Linked DNA regions of Homo sapiens: region 2 is linked to region 1. Evidence: chromatin loops called from intact Hi-C (ENCODE). Cell type or tissue: mammary epithelial cell. All regions are shown on one strand.

Evidence for each region. Hi-C counts contacts between places; a loop is a spot of excess contacts. Peaks named below come from ENCODE experiments on the same cell type or tissue, not always from the same donor. Only the 100,000 strongest peaks of a DNase experiment are listed, where the experiment ranks them.
Region 2: it touches region 1 in a loop (4-fold over the local background); 4 of 110 quality-filtered maps call a loop at or near these places.

What each region holds. Positions count from the first base shown.
Region 1 is chr3:8,934,819-8,942,818 of GRCh38, reverse strand. It overlaps RAD18 (RAD18 E3 ubiquitin protein ligase), which reads left to right. Exons shown (of 13, transcript NM_020165.4): 5 at 1,015-1,352; 6 at 3,166-3,265; 7 at 6,764-6,948. Among named protein-coding and RNA genes, the nearest start is that of RAD18, 25 kb to the left of the region's middle. In mammary epithelial cell, a CTCF peak has its summit at 4,579 (motif pointing left); a DNase peak (open chromatin) is centred at 5,588; H3K27ac peaks cover 1,835 bases.
Region 2 is chr3:8,660,018-8,668,017 of GRCh38, reverse strand. It overlaps a transcript of SSUH2 not described here. Among named protein-coding and RNA genes, the nearest start is that of SSUH2, 19 kb to the right of the region's middle. RefSeq lists a silencer at 4,340-4,429. In mammary epithelial cell, a CTCF peak has its summit at 4,347 (motif pointing left); a DNase peak (open chromatin) is centred at 4,307.

The DNA of each region.
Region 1 (8,000 bases):
GAAATGAGCAGGAATGGATGTGAATTTCTAAGCAGACTGGTGGGGTTCCCTTTCAGTAGCTACCACGTGTCAAAGCACTCTGACCCCTCAATCCTGGCCAGTTTTGTTCAGAACTCTGATCTCTTATTTTCTCTAACAAGTAAGATCAATGTTTCCTGTTTAGACTTCACTTTAGTACCCATTCCTAGAAAATGCTCCCAGGGTAAAGTAAGTCTTGGGGGAAATGTTGGACTACTTCATGTTTTCTTCTTTTTCAGGGATTGCAGCCTTGTGTTGATTTCAGTCCAGTGCCTACAAAGAGTTGTTTTTTATGCAAGTTAGGCCATTCTTACATTGCTATAAAGTAAACTTGAGGCTGGGTAATTTACAAAGAAAAGAGGTTTAATTGGCTCATGGTTCTGCAGCTGTACAAGCCATCTGCTCGGCTTCTAGTGAGGTCTTGGGCTGCTTACAGTCACAGTGGAAAACAAAAGACGGGCAGCATGTCATGTGGTGAGAGTGGGAGCAAGAGAGACAGAGTGGGAGGTGCCACACCCTTTTAAAACAGATCTCATGAGAACTCACTCACTGTTACAAGGACAGCACTAAGGGAATGGTGCTAAACCATTCATGAGAAATTCGCCCTCATGATCCAGTCACCTTCCACCAGGTCCCACCTCCAACACTGGGAATCACATTTCAGTGTGAGATTTGGTGGAGACGACATCCAGACTATATCAGTATATTTTGTTCGGATTTTAAAGTTACTTATGGTTGGAGATTAGGTCTCATATAAGCTGTTCTCTGTGGCCTAAAGCTGATTTCCTTTCATTTTGTTTTATTGACACATTAACTGCCTTTTACGTTAGATTTATTGCTTTGAGTTATACTAGAAGAAACTTTGGTTTGGTTGTCATTATAGTATAGGTCCTGTATTTCAGAAAACAAGGTTAATTGGGAAAACAGCTTATGTCAGTTAATTTATGATGTAAAATTGGATCTCTTAATTGTCTGTTGTGTTCTTTGTGCTTCAAGGAATCATCTGCTGCAGTTTGCTTTAGAGTCACCAGCCAAATCTCCTGCTTCTTCCTCTTCAAAGAATCTTGCTGTCAAAGTATATACTCCTGTAGCCTCCAGACAGTCTTTAAAGCAGGGGAGCAGGTTAATGGATAATTTCTTGATCAGAGAAATGAGTGGTTCTACATCAGAGTTGTTGATAAAAGAAAATAAAAGCAAATTCAGCCCTCAAAAAGAGGCGAGCCCTGCTGCAAAGACCAAAGAGACACGTTCTGTAGAAGAGATCGCTCCAGATCCCTCAGAGGCTAAGCGTCCTGAGCCACCCTCGACATCCACTTTGAAACAAGTTACTAAAGGTAGGAAGTTATTTTCATATGTGGAAATATGGACATCTTTTCATCCACATGACATAAGAATAAATAGGCAGCATCTTTGAGGGGGAAGGAATGGTAAAGGACAAACCAGATTTTACCATATCACAAACCTCAGACATTGTTGTAGATATGTTTGTTCTCTTTCTCTCTCAGAAACAGGAATTCAGGCTGACTGCTACAAAAAGGAAACAATTTTAATTAGTTCAGCCTTCAAGTATGGCAGTAGCTTTCTGTTTTCAGCTTTTAATCTTTCTTCCCCTCATTCAACATATCAGTTCCCATTTAATCTTGAAAAGCTCTTTTTATCTTATTTTACCACCACTTGAATGCCTCCTCACTGTTCTGCCTGCCATATAAAGCCTGTGACAATTTGAGGCCTAACCTAGTCATCCCGCCTTATTGCTCACCTCTCTGTCTCAGAAGTCCTGCTCTAGCCTCCCCACTGTTCCTCCAGTACACTGAGGAATTGGCAAACTACAACTGGCAGATCTAATCTGGCTTGCCACCTGTTTTTGTAAATAAAAGTTCACATACCCACCCTATTCTCTGTGACTGCTTTCATTCTACAGTGGCAGAGTTGCATGGTTGTGACAGAGGCCATAGGATCCGTAAAGTCTAAATTCTACCTGGCCCTTCACTAAGAATGTTTGCCGGCCCCTGTTCTATACCTTTCCAGACTCTATCCAGATCCTCACTATTCATTTGTTATGTTAGAAAACACTGTCTCACATCACAAAAGTGCTATAGCACTTGTTTTCTGGACTGTTTTGTATCCCATTTGCTTAACTGTTTGATGAATATGTCAGCTTGTTTAACTTTTTGTTTCTGTATCTTCTTTCCAGTGAAGTTTAGAGCACCTTTTAGGCAGAAACTCTTAGACATCTTTGGTATACCCATACCACACGTAGTGCAGAGATGTGAGTGTGTATTAAACTTAGATTGAAATTAGTTTATTAGTACTTAACGTGTTTACATCTTTTAAAGATATATAAATTTCACTTATATTTTCTACTATGTCTATCCTTAGTCTTTTTACCAATTGACAGTTCTTATTGTAGTATTTTTTAGCTTGATGGTTAACTGTTTTTCCCCTAGCGGAACCTTTTTTCCCAAATGAAATTTTACGATAAACCATAACGTATAAAATAGATAAAACAGATTGTTCTGTTCCACCTGACCTCCTTCTGCCTATTATCCATGGTGGTCTGTAGGCCCCGAGATACCCCCACAGATCCCTGCAACTTTATGAAATAGTTTGAGAATGACTGTGTTCCTTAATTTTAACATTATATATGGAATCATCAGTGAGAGCTAAATTAACAAATTTGTAACCATTGACAAAATTGAACTCAATAAATTATTAAACTACCTTTCCTTCACTCGGCCCTTGGGCCAGGTGTGTCTTACTTAAGTCGTTACTATTGCTTCTGGGCTAAACATGGATAGCTCCTAAGGGTTGGGAAAATTTAAGATGAGTTCTATAGTTTGGTCATACCTTGGTAGAAAAGATGTAACCGAAACATTTTTAATAAATGAACTTTCAAGCTTATTTGCAGTCTCTTTCTCTGGGACCAGGACTTCAATTTTGTGACTTCCCACAATTTAGCCATTACCCAGTAACCAGTCTGTCCCACTCCTGTTGTCCCGATGGGCCATTCTTTTTCTTTTCTGCTTTTCTAAGTGCATGTTAAGTTGGGATTCTTTTTTACTTTACTTGCTGAAAAGATGCCAGTTTACATACTTTTGCCCCTTCTACAATTAATAAAGTCTCTCTTTTTCTTTTTAAAAAATACAGTGGATTGTCCTGTTTGCGGGGTTAACATTCCAGAAAGTCACATTAATAAGCATTTAGACAGCTGTTTATCACGCGAAGAGAAGAAGGAAAGCCTCAGAAGGTAAGGAAGTTGAGCAGAACCATTGAGCTACTTTAGCTGGGTGCCTCTTGTGCTTACTTGGGGGAAAATTACAGTATTCCTTTTATCCTGGTGACCGTATTTCCTGCTCTTACTTGCTTTCTTCTTTACTCCTGTTGGCCACTTCTTCCAATCCCTCTCCTCTGTTCTTTCTTCAACTCCCACTTTGCCAAATATGATTAGCTATATTGAATATTTGAACTGCTACTAAATTTTGACTTAATAAGAAATTAGTGACTTCAAATTCAATTCTTTTTAAACTTGTTTTTTTCTCTTAGATTTTAAAAACTACCAAAAAGCCTCTTGGCCAAAGAAAGCAAGGTTAGACTCTGAATATAAGATATAAAAAACCTTTCTCTGATCTTTAGGATGCTCAGAAGTTTTAAAATTTAAAATTGAATTTTTCAAAAAATTTTGACTAGGAAATTATATAAATATATATGATATAAAAAGGTACAAAAATGCATATATGAAATGTAATGTCATACCCCACACCACCCCCCCATCCTCCAGGTATTGTAGCTAATAAATTGTCAGCTCAGTATTTACATCTAAACAACTGTGCTGTTCTACCTCCCTTGTACATGAAAATAACTGTAATTTCTCATGCTAGTCCACTATTGTTACACATATAAGTTGTTCAGGAATGAAATACTAGTCAAACTTAAATTGCAAGGCATTACGGAATCAGTGGATAATAAGCAGAAGACACAATTTAGATGAGTCTGGTGATGAAGGGAGAAAGATGAGATGGTAGTTTGGAGAAGCAGTGAGTGGCATAAAGATCAAGGGTTGTTCTTTTTAAAAATAGGAGTTTAAGCCTTCAGTCTCTTTCCTTCCACTATTTCCAGGGAGAGAGCAGAGGATAAATGGAAGAAAGTGAGGAGCACAAGAGCCCAGTAATGAGGTTATCCTTGACATGCAGAAAGGACCCTTCTGAAACAGGAGGCAAGGGCAAGATAATAGGTGATAATTCAGAGAGATTTGGAAAAGAAGAGGAGGGAAGCTGAAGAAATTAATGGTATCTGAGAAGTGGGGATGAAAGAATGATTTGCTTCTATGTTCAGTCTGTTTTGAAGGACTTTGAAGAGTATTTTCCAAAAACCATGTTAATAAGACAGAGCCATAGTATTATTTTTTGTGATTAAAGAAAATACATCACTTAATTTTTATGAGTAAATTTGGAGTGAATGCAGATTCTGAGGGTCAGATTCATACTGTTACAACTTACAAAAGCTAACATATAAGACACAATGGTGCTTTATTAAGGTAGACATACTTGAGTCCAAACCTGGGGCAGTTTTACATGCACAGTACTCCCACCTAGTGGGTAAGTTTGTTAATGAGAATAAAATTTAGATTTTTAGGTTGCTTAGTGGTGATTTGGAGTAAATGAATAGTCCTAAGGATTATTTCCCATAAGCCACGAGAGTTTGATGAACTGCTTTTCTCTTTAGAAATGCATGAGTTGGGAATATAGAAGCTGAGTATATTCTTTTGGAAGAGTAAGGAATCTGCACTGATTATCTTGCATGGACTCCCCTTTTTCTAGATCCATCCATCAGTTCGAATACATTTCTGATACATCATTTCTGATGCTGTCAGTTTGTTTGAAGACATACTCGTCCATGTGTAATTAAGTTCTAATAGTGGTTTAAATTCCTGCTTCAAAGAACACTATAGTCCTGCCAGTGCTCTGTAGTGAACTTATAAGCACTACCTCCTGGATCCCCCTCTTAGTGTGTTAAAGGCTTTGAGAAGTCCTACATTAAGGGTTACTGTTAGGTTTTGTTTAATTTAGTAATCCTAAATTTATTTGACCGCCAAGCCTTTCTGTTCTCATCACTTCCATCTTACAAAACTGGTGTTTGTGGAGATTCTGAAGACAACACTGGGCCATGTTCTTCTTTAGTTGTATCTTGGCCACGGAGTCAGGTCATAGAGAAAAGGCCCTGTGAGTTTTCCTGTCTCCTCCACAATATTCTGACAGGCCATCTGCTGAATGTGAGTGGCAGCCCTTAACCCTTCTATATAAAACCATGTCAGAACTGCCTCAGATTCTGAGGCCCCTTAAATGTATTACTCAGTTCCACTAAATCATGGAAGAAAAATCAATGTCATTTTCGTGTTTGGGGAAACATTTATCAGGTTTCATGTTTTAAAATTCCTGATAGAAATTGTTGATCTCTGGTGGTGCTTTTTATTGTAAATGCCAGTGAACAGTACAGTTCTTCACTGGAATTTCACAGTCACAGTTTAATCATCTGTCCTTGATAAAACAAATATTTTAGATACAGACGTAATGAATCATCTCTCCCTGTGTGCTTCTGTAAACACAAAATGATTCAGCTGTTGCTACCTACTGAGATTTCATTTTGCCATAATTTTATCAACCTTGTAGAGTCAGATGGGTTGTCATTGTAAGAAGAGCAATTTTCAGAAAAATATAATCTATTGAGAGTTTGCAGGTCTTTTCACAGTTAATTAGTTATTTCTGGCTTTTAGACTTTGTTAATACAGCATAAAAGACATAATTTATTTGGGGAATGGCTCTGTTGGTTAATAGAGAAATTTTTGATTGTTTTCAGTCTATACCTGACTGTAATATTTCTCTGTTTGATTATTGGACCGTTTATATCAGATTTACTCTGGAGAACCTTGTTGAAAATAGAGATTTTAGAGCTCCACTTCAGACCTGAACCCTAATTGGTGGATGGTGTGGAGAAGGGGATGGAGAATCTGCGTTTTAAATAAACTCTTTAGGTGCTTCTTAGGTACACTAACGTTTGGGACAGCCTTGTGTGAGCTAGTTATATGCAAATCCTTTGTAAAAACTTGTTTTTTGGATAAACCTATTATTTCAAGTTTCTGTTAATTTTCACCTGAATCTTTGCTATTCTTATTTTGAAATGATAGCAAGTGTAATGACCTCCTTGAGCACATTTTTGTTAAGCATCTAATTGCCATAAAGCTGAGCCAGGTAGAGAACCTGCTATAATCAGGTGAAATGAATTAAAACTCACTAAGAAGTTCCTGTTTATGGAATTGCTTAAGTCATTGGTACTTTTATGTAGCTTGAATTTTAGCCCACTAGAATTTCTAGCATGCTTTAAAGAGGTGGAAAATTGAATAGGTCTATGTAAGTGTGATTCTAAGTGAAGTCCTCACAGCATATTCCACAAGCGTTACATATATGTCTTCTAAGTGTGCCTCTTTAGGTCTGACCTCTTTTTGAGACCCAAGTCTCTCACTTCTGGTGCCACCTAGGCCCCTGTGTCTGAATGTCTTACCAGCACCTCAGATACATCATGTCAGACACTCAACTTTATCCACAAACTTGATTTTTCTCTCCCCTTTTTAATCTAATGGTTCTACTATTTTCCCGGTCACCCAGGTGTTGAATCAGAATTTATTTGCCATTTTACATGAAAAGCATTTGATAATTCACAATAATCATCAGGTATCTTCCCCCCTTTTCAGTTCTGTTCACAAAAGGAAGCCGCTGCCCAAAACTGTATATAATTTGCTCTCTGATCGTGATTTAAAGAAAAAGCTAAAAGAGCATGGATTATCTATTCAAGGAAATAAACAACAGCTCATTAAAAGGCACCAAGAATTTGTACACATGTACAATGCCCAATGCGATGCTTTGCATCCTAAATCAGGTAAAGTAATAAAACAGTGAGTTATGCTTACTTTCTGGATAAAGCAATTTTGTGTAGCTCAGAAATTATAAACCATAGAAAAATATTGTAAATAAATACATTTTTGATAGATAAGACGTGCAAATGTGTTCCTTCAAAAGGTACCTAGAGTATGCTATGATAAGCCAGCCTTCCTCTCAGCCTGCCTTCCAATCCCCAGATCCCTTCTCAGAGGCACCCCATTGCCAGTTTCTCATGTGCCTATCTAGGGAGAATGTGGTGGGGAAGAGTGGATCTGGAGAGCCTGGGTTACAGTGCCCGTTTTTCAGCTTTGTGGCTTGGTGACTGTGGGCACGTTACTTGATATCTCTGTACCTCAGTTTTCTCCTTCATAAAATAAGGGTTATAATAACTACCCACTTCATAATGTTGAGTGAAATAAATGATAAAAGGCATGAAAAGTGCCTAACACAGTACCTTAGCAAGTAGTTAGCTTTCAGTAAATGTTGCCATTATGATTATTGTACACAAACATATATCCTTTTCATTACTGTTTTTACAAAATGATAGTATTCTGTGTAGTGCACTATTTAGTGGTTGGTTCTTTTCATTAAACCACACACATACATTGGAGTTCTTTCTATTAACATATAGAATTGCCTAATTTTTAAAAACTTGGAGAATAACATGCAAACATTAAAACACACAAATTATAAGTGTATTGTTTGGTGAATTATCACAAACTAAATTTCATAAAGTGAAATGTCATTGTAGCCAGTACTGAGATCACTACCAGCGTCCCAAAAGCCCTATCTGCCCCCTCCCATTCACTCCTTCATTCTCACATTTGACCACTGTCTTGACTTCTAACCCCATATGTTCATTTTGCCTATGTTTGATCTTTAAATAAAGGGCCAATAGCTTATGTATTCTTTTGTGCCTGCCCTCATTTGTGCAACATTATAAGATTCATTCATGTTTTTTTATATGGTCATGTTTTTTTCATTTTTGTTGCTATATGGTATTCCATTGTATAAACGTATCATCTTATCCATTCAGTGTTTAATAAACAT
Region 2 (8,000 bases), 270 kb after region 1:
GGAGGTGGGGTCTTGTTATGTTGCCCAGGCTGGAGTGAGAGCCTGGGTCTTTTTACTGGTTGGATGCTTTCATCCAGCTCCCTCCGTGGGTGGGTACTAAGGGATTCTCAGGTGTAATGCGCTGAGATATTGTGAAATATTAACTTGGTCTTCATTCCCGTTTCCTGGCATACAACTCCTGGAGTCCTTGGGATCACCAAAGTGCTGTCTTTTATGTGTCTTTTGTCTGATAGGTTCAGGGTGGGGCTGGTTACCAGAGTGGCCGAGGCAGAATCAGAGGGTTGGGACTTTTAGCCCCAGGAGGGGAGAGGGGCTGAAGGTCAAGTTGATCCCCAGTGGCCAATGGCTTAATCAATCATGCCTGTGTAATGAAGCCTCCATAAGAAGAAAAGAGGACAAAGTTCGAGAGCTTTTGGATCTCTGAACACGTGGTGATTCCTGGAGGGTGGCCTGCCCAGGTGTCAGAGGCTTTGGAACCAGAGTGACTCCATCAAATGGGTGAGACTGGAATTGGAGGGACTGGTTTTTCAAGATACAGGCCACAAAGACCCTGCTGATAAAATAAAGTGCGGTAAAGAAGCCAGCCAAAATGCACTAAAACCAAGATGGTGACAAAAGTGACCTCTGATTGTCCTCATTGTTCATTATACGCTAATTATAATGCATTAGGATGCTAAAAGACATGCCCACCAGCACCATGACAGTTTATGAATGGCATGGCAATGTCCAGAAGTTACCTATATGGTCTAAAATGGGAGGAACCCTCAGTTCCAGGAATACACTACCCCTTTCCTGCAAAACTCATGAACAATCCACTCCTTGTTTGTTATATAATCAAGAAATAACCATAAGTCTATTCAGTCCAGCAGCCCATGCTGCTGCTCTGCCAATGGAGTAGCCACCCCTTTACCCCTTTACTTTCTTAAAAAACTTGCTTTCACTTTACTGTGTCATCTTGCTCTTGAATTTCTGTGTGAAGCAGAGAACGTGCGTGGACTCCCAGCCTGAACTCCAATTTTGGGATTCACCCTGTGGCATGGGAGGGCATGGAAGCTCTGCACCCTACAAGTCTCTTCATCAGTATCATCTGTAGTGTCCTTTGTGGTAAACTGGTAAATGTGGTTCCCTGAGTTCTGTGGGCTGCTCCAGCAAATGAGTCAAACCCAAAGAGGGGCTTTTGGGAGGCCAACTTGAAGCAGGTTGGTCAGGAGTTCCAGAGTCCTGGACTTGCAACTGGTGTCCGGAGTGGTGTGGTCTTGGGGACTGAGTATTCAACCTGTGGGATCTGACGTTATGCCCGGGTAAATCGTGTTGGAATTGAATTGGAGGACATCCAGCTAGCATCTGCTGCTTGGTGGTGGGCGAAACCCCTGCCCCCTGCCTACATTTGGTCACAGATGTCATCTTCTGTGTTGATGATTGTTGCGGTGGTATGAGAGCAGAGGAAAAACATGGTTTGGGAGAGTTTTTCCCAACACACGCACCTTCCAGAAATGGTGCCCTGGCTGGGCTCTTCCCCCTTCCTTGTTTTTCTTCCCTCACACCTTACAGGTTTCTCCTTCATAAACCCCTTGTGGGTGTTTCTTCCCTGACGGTCTGCATCTCAGGAGCCCAGCCTAAGATACTTGGTGTACTTAGCAGATACATTTGAACTTTTGAATATATTGATTGTGAAACTTCAAGAAATAAATATCCATCTTGTTTCTCAGCATTGCTTACATCAGGAAATTATAGCCCACATTTATCTAAAAATACATTATATTAGTGCTAAACGTTTCTTTTTAGTGTTTAGATTTGGTGGTCTTGCTCTTAAGGAGAAAAAAAGTAAAAAGCAGTTTCTTCTAATATGTCTGCAAAATGAATTTAAGAAATCCATATTTTTCTGATATTTTGTCTGAAAAGCACATTTGAAACTCCATAAGGAAACCCTTTCTCACATGTTCAGTCTTTGCCAGATCTCTCAGAGGTGTTTTGGGAGCTCAAGCTTGAGTCTAAGACAACTTAATCAAGTGGGCTTTCAAGGTTTTTGGGAGTAAATAATCTCCTTGATCCTCTGAACACAAGTAAACATGTAGTGAACATCATTTCTCATTTTTATCAACATTAAAAAAAGCTGGCAACAACTTTGATGTTGAAAATGATCTTCATTGTGTTCTAATGGCCACTTTGACCAGGAAAGAGGAACCAGGGCAGACAAGCAGATTGAGACCTTGTGACTAAAATAAAGATTCTATTTTTAGGGAAAATGAACTATTTTCATCTAACATTGCCACAGCCTTGCTTTGTTTTGAGTAATGATATTTAATTTGTTAAGACGTTTGAAGTGACATGAAAGGCATGTTTTGTGTGTTTGGCTTTTGCGTTGGTGAACGGGGGGGACTTTGGGTTGCAGAAGGTTTTGAGGGCTCCCTTAGTGACCTCTGTGGTCTTTCCCTACAATGACATTCATTGAAAACAAGATTTACTTATTTTTTCTTAACTAAGACTTGAGTCTGAGTCAGACTACCTTTTCTTCCAAATAAGGATGTTGTGGAAGTTGCATTAAATTTTGAGTTTCGGGTCCAAACACTGAGGGACAGAGACTGCAGAATGAACCTCTCCCTGTGTCAACAGACTATGCTAATTAACATGGTTGTCTTTGGCTGATCTGCGAAAATTAAAAGATGACCGAGGGTCCTCTTTAGCTGGACATTCTCCCTCTCTACCTCCTTCCTTGCTTCTCCTTTCTTCTCTCTTCCCCTTCTACCCTGTTTTCTTCTTTATCTTCCTTTTCTTCCAATTCATTTCTTTCATCCATTTTCCTTTTTTTTCTTCCTTTTCTCTTTTTCTTCTTTCTTTCACGGCAACTGAAATATACCCATCCCAAAATAATTGCAGTCAACATGTCACCTTTTTTAATAATAAATATTCTACAACATTGACACAAAAGGACTCCTGCAGTTAAACATGAAGCAGAAAATTCGGTGGAAAAGAAGTGGGTGTAGACAGCAGGGATTGTTCTTGTGTGAGGGTGATTCTTAAGGAAGGCATTTTTAAGGGAGGGGTCTGCAGGGGCCAGATGCCAGAGAGAATTAAAGCTCCATGCCTTGGATGAGGATTCAAATCCAGAAATAACTTGCAGGAATCGGGAGATGCCTTTCTTGAGAAACGTTTGAGCTGGGTTGGTGTTGATCTTAATGACCTGTTTAGGTTGTCTTCTGTATGCCTTAATTTGCTTTTTTGTTAAGTGGGAGCAAGGATTGTGATTCCTTTCCATAGATGAGAGATATTGTGAGGGCCAAGGGCCCGTTGGAAGGCAGCATGGTGAGGATGTCAAAGCACCGAGCTGGGAGCCGGATCTGGGCCTTAGACCCAGCTCTGCTGTCCTCCAGGTTTGTAATCTTCACTGTGTACATAGCTTCTGAAGATCTTTTCCTCATCCATGAAATGAGATGGTCGAGTTTCTCAAAATGGGGTGCATTTTCTTGGTTCAAAGCTGTTTTGTGCCCCCCTACACTTTTGGATACATGCTTTTTAAAGGCATAAATGTGGTAAAAAAAAATTGCTCAGAAATTTTGTTGAAAGAGCAGATGGATAAATGAATGCTCCAAATTGGGGCCTCCAAGCATGACTGTGTGGGCTGTGGGGCTGTGCTATACACAGCGCCAAGGGAAAGGGGGACATGCTTCATGAAGATGGCGATGGCATTCCTGCCCCATGGATCTGTGGCAGATGGCTGCCTGATCCCAATGGACAAGGATTCAATGACCTGAAGTTGCTGAGAAGAACACGAGGCTCTTGAAAGATGTAACATCCCCTGTATCCTTCTATCAAGGGTCGTTTTCTAGGAGCTTCGAAACAATCCACTTGGGCTCCCCGTCTTCCTCTCTCCCTAGAGAAACACAGGTCTGTGCACACTTTCTGGGTTTGCAGCAGCCTTGGGGGTCCAGGACCTGCTAAGAGGACTTGGCAGGGCACCTGGGTCAGCAGAAACCTCGTGTTGACATGGGCCGGGAGAGAAATAACCTGGGTCTCCCAGCACTTCCCTTAGAAGCTATATTGTGTAAGTTAACAAGCCAAAGAATCCCTCACTGTCTAACCAAGGAAAATATTTTTATCTTACTCAGAAAGCAGTTCCCTCCTTTGTGCAGTGCAGCTAGAAGAAAACAACATTGTCTTGGGACACGCATCATTACTAAGAATTTTTCCGTAAATTTATCTGTGTGCCTTCTACAGTTACCTGTGTGTCCCCTGTGGTACCTATGGAAACCAGTTGTTGGGAAATCCTTGTTAAGGTAAGAGCGTCTATGGACCAGTGTGTCCCAATAGCTTTGGATGGGGGAGGCTGAGTTAGTTAATCAATTAACACATTCCTAGCACCCCCTGGTGGACATTGCTGGTCTAACTGACCTTGGAATTCCTGGACTTGCCTGGGCTGGAGATATCACACCCAGCCAGACACCCCCCACCCCGCCCCACTGCTGTGGCCCCCACCTGACCCCGACTGCCAACCACGCCTTCTTAATTTTCTCTGTGTTTTTCTGTCGCTTTGTGTTTGTTTCTCACAAAGCCCTGATGAAACTATCAGGGAACAAAGGACGAGAGACAGGGGTCTGAATCCAGAGTAAAGAGTTTCAGTTCCAGGCACTTCCTTGGGCTCAGCCCATGCATTGCTGTTCTCTGTATGTCAGACAGGAGGGGGTAGGTGAATTCCAAGGCTCCTTGTAGCAGAATAATGCAGTGTGGTAGAGCCTGGGCTTTGGGGTCGGTCAGACATCTGAGATGTTGGTTTATATCTGAGCTTAGTACTTGAGGCAAGTTACCTCAGTGCCACGAACTTTAGCTTTATGAGCTGTAAAATGGGGATAATAATGATAATAGCTGTCCCTGGATTTATGGTGGAGATCAAATGGGAGCAGGCATGCAAAGCCCAGCTCAGCATGGCACGTTAATTATCAGGCTCAGCTCATGGCAGTGGCTGTTTTTATTAATGCCACTGTGATCTTCCAATGATTTGATCCGGGAGATGCCTGCTGAAGAGAGCAAATCAATCTCTACACGATAGTAGGAATAGTAGCATCGATATGGCCTTGGTACTTATTTTGCATTTGGAAAAATTCCAAAATGCTTCATTCATCTCAGGTTTTTAGTGGGTAATTTGTCCCAAGTCAGTACCACTGGAGCCTGGAGCCATCTTCAGCCACGTGGGTGTCATCACATCCCTGTCTGCGAGTGCAGATTTGGGATGAAGACCAGAGTCAATAAGGTAGGAAATGACATCTGCCTAAGTGGCCCTGTTGGAGCCTGGGGAAAGCAGGGCTGTGTAGGTAATGATGTTCTCTGATGTTTCACAGCTGTAACTCTGTTCCTTGTTCCTGAGTAGGGCCAGGCTTTTCTGGTCTAGGTGCTCAGCCTTCTTCTACTTCTGTATATCTGTCCTTGTTCCTTCTCCTTTTTCATTCCTTCCTTGATTTTGCTAACACACATAGCACTCGCTGTATACTTGCCTCAGTACTTCACAGGAAAAACTCAGTTCATTTTCTCAACAACCTTGTGAGCTAGTTCCTGTCATTATGCCCCCTTCACAGGTGGGGTGAGTAGTGCCACTCTGGGTCCTGCCATTCACTGGGAGGGAGACCTCAGGAGGGACCAGGTCAGGGCTCTGACTGGACACTCAGTACTGACGTTTGGTATCAGGAGGGCAGAGTGAGACAAAGGTGCGCATTTCACACTCAGCTTCTGTTAGGGGACACAGGTTTTGTTAGAGGACAATTCCCCATGGCCCTCTCTCATTTCTGCATGTCTTGCAAGCAGAGGCACTGTCTGCCTTTTGTTCTGTGTTATCTTTGCATAACAAACATTCTTGGGAGACAGAGAGAGTGTCTCCCATTGGAACAAAGGTGGGCATGTGTATTAGTGTACTTTCGCACTGCTGATGAAGACATACCTGAGACCGGATAATTTATAAAGAAAAGAAGGTTTAATGGATCCACAGTTCCACGTGGCTGGGGCAGCCTCACAATCATGGCAGAAGGCAAAAGGCACGTTTTACATGGAAGCAGACAAGAGAGAGAATGAGAGCCAAGCAAAAGGGGAAACGTCGGATTTCATGAGACTTATCCACTACCACAAGAAAAATATGAGGGGAAACCATCCCCATGATTCAATTATCTCCCACTGGGTCCCTCCCAAAACACATGGGAATTATGGGAGCTACAATTCAAGATGAGATTTGGGTGGGGCCACAGCCAAACCATATCGGTATGCTTACTTACAACAGGTTCCCCAAGCTAAGCATTGCTGTTCTGTAATGCAACCCACTGCATATACAGTATTACCTGGCCCTCTTCATGTGGTCCTGTGGAAACTGAGGCTGAGGGCACTGGTGCAAAAACCTTGATTGTCTGGCTATTGCTGTTGCTGTGATAATAAAGTCCTTTGTCTCGGATTCGGGAGTCTCTCACGCCTCCTGTCAGCATCCATGAAACAGGCAGGCTGACTTGTTGGCTTGCAGGTAGGGTAAAATCTCATTGCCTTCACAGTTCCTGACAGCTTCCAGGTTCATGACTTAGAGGAGGCAGAAGTTTAGGATTTTAATGATGAATCAGCCATAGCATCCACTCTTAAATTGCTCATAGACTAATGGGTGTAGAGGGAAAAGGATACGTGAGAGAATGACATACAAGTTAAACAGTGAATACTTTCAGAGCAGTTAAGGAAAAGACAGTTGTTGGGCATGGCTTGAAAGATGAATGAGATTTTGGTGGATTAGGAAGCTGGGCAACGGAGTTCTAGGCAGAGGGAACAGAGTGAGTGAAAGCACAGAGGTGCATGTGAAGGCCAAGAGTGGATTCAGGGGACAGTGCCTGGTTACTTACAATTGTAAAATATTTCTTTAGTAAGGTGTAAGGAGCAGTGGCTAGAAGAAACAGCATGGACTTCGGCGTCAGACAGTAAGTCCAAGAGCATGAGAGCCAGAAATGCATGGCCAGCTGGGCTGGACAGCTTCATCCATTCTTCCAGAGTCACCCTTTACCCTTCACATCCTGCTCACTGTCCTGGCAGCCTGGCCTTGTCCCCTTGCTCTGTCTGGGTTGGCCAATGGGAGGTGCCAGTGAGAGATGAGTGTGTTGCAGGAAACTGAGGACAGGAGAGACTGATACGGAGAACAGGAGGATTGTTTATTTTAGGTACTCACCGGCTCAGTGGATTCATATCCAAAAAGCTGAGCATTGAACAAAGACTGAGCACAGTTTTTATAAGTTGACTACAGAAGCAAAACAAAAGCAGCTAATCATATGATAGGTCATATAATCTATAGCATAACGTAACTTGTGGCCCTGCATAGCTGTTGGCCTTGTGAAAGAAAAACAAGAACAGGCTAAATATAGACATTTGTAAAACACAGCTGTACTTAAGAAGCCAGGGAAAGGAGCAGTAACAATAAAGGAATTTGTCTTTCTCTCTTTTTTTCCCTTCAATCTTGCTCTGGCAGGGGGTTGTCTGGAGCCCATTCTTTTGGCCTTGGCTTCTCAAACAGTGTTATCTTATAACTGTTCTTGAAGTGAGATTGCTAGACAGAGGAAAACTTGTTCTTTTCTTCTTAACCCTTGACTTGCCTGTTACTTTTCTTGGAGTGAATGAATGCATATTTATTTTAAGTTTCTGCCTCAAGTGGATGAGAGGCGAGTGAGGTCAGGGTGTTGATCTTGGCTCCTGGCCTGCAAGGTTGCCTTGGGCTGCTCTTTTCCTTTGATGGAAAGTCACTGTGCCCTCAAGGGGGTCTCTAACCAGCGCTCTCTTTATGGATTTCTATAAATTCCTTCCTCTCACCTTTTCAAGTGGTAATGGCTGCATTACAACTAGCCAGGTAACCACACTCTCCTGTGTGGTCCCCAACCCTGCCTGTTAGGAATTGTGTAGTCCCTGTGGAAACTAACACGCCTCCTGGGATCTGACTGGAGCAGACTAGCTTCCCTGTTGGGACCCGAGTGGTACAGTGGCTGATGGGGATGAGATGG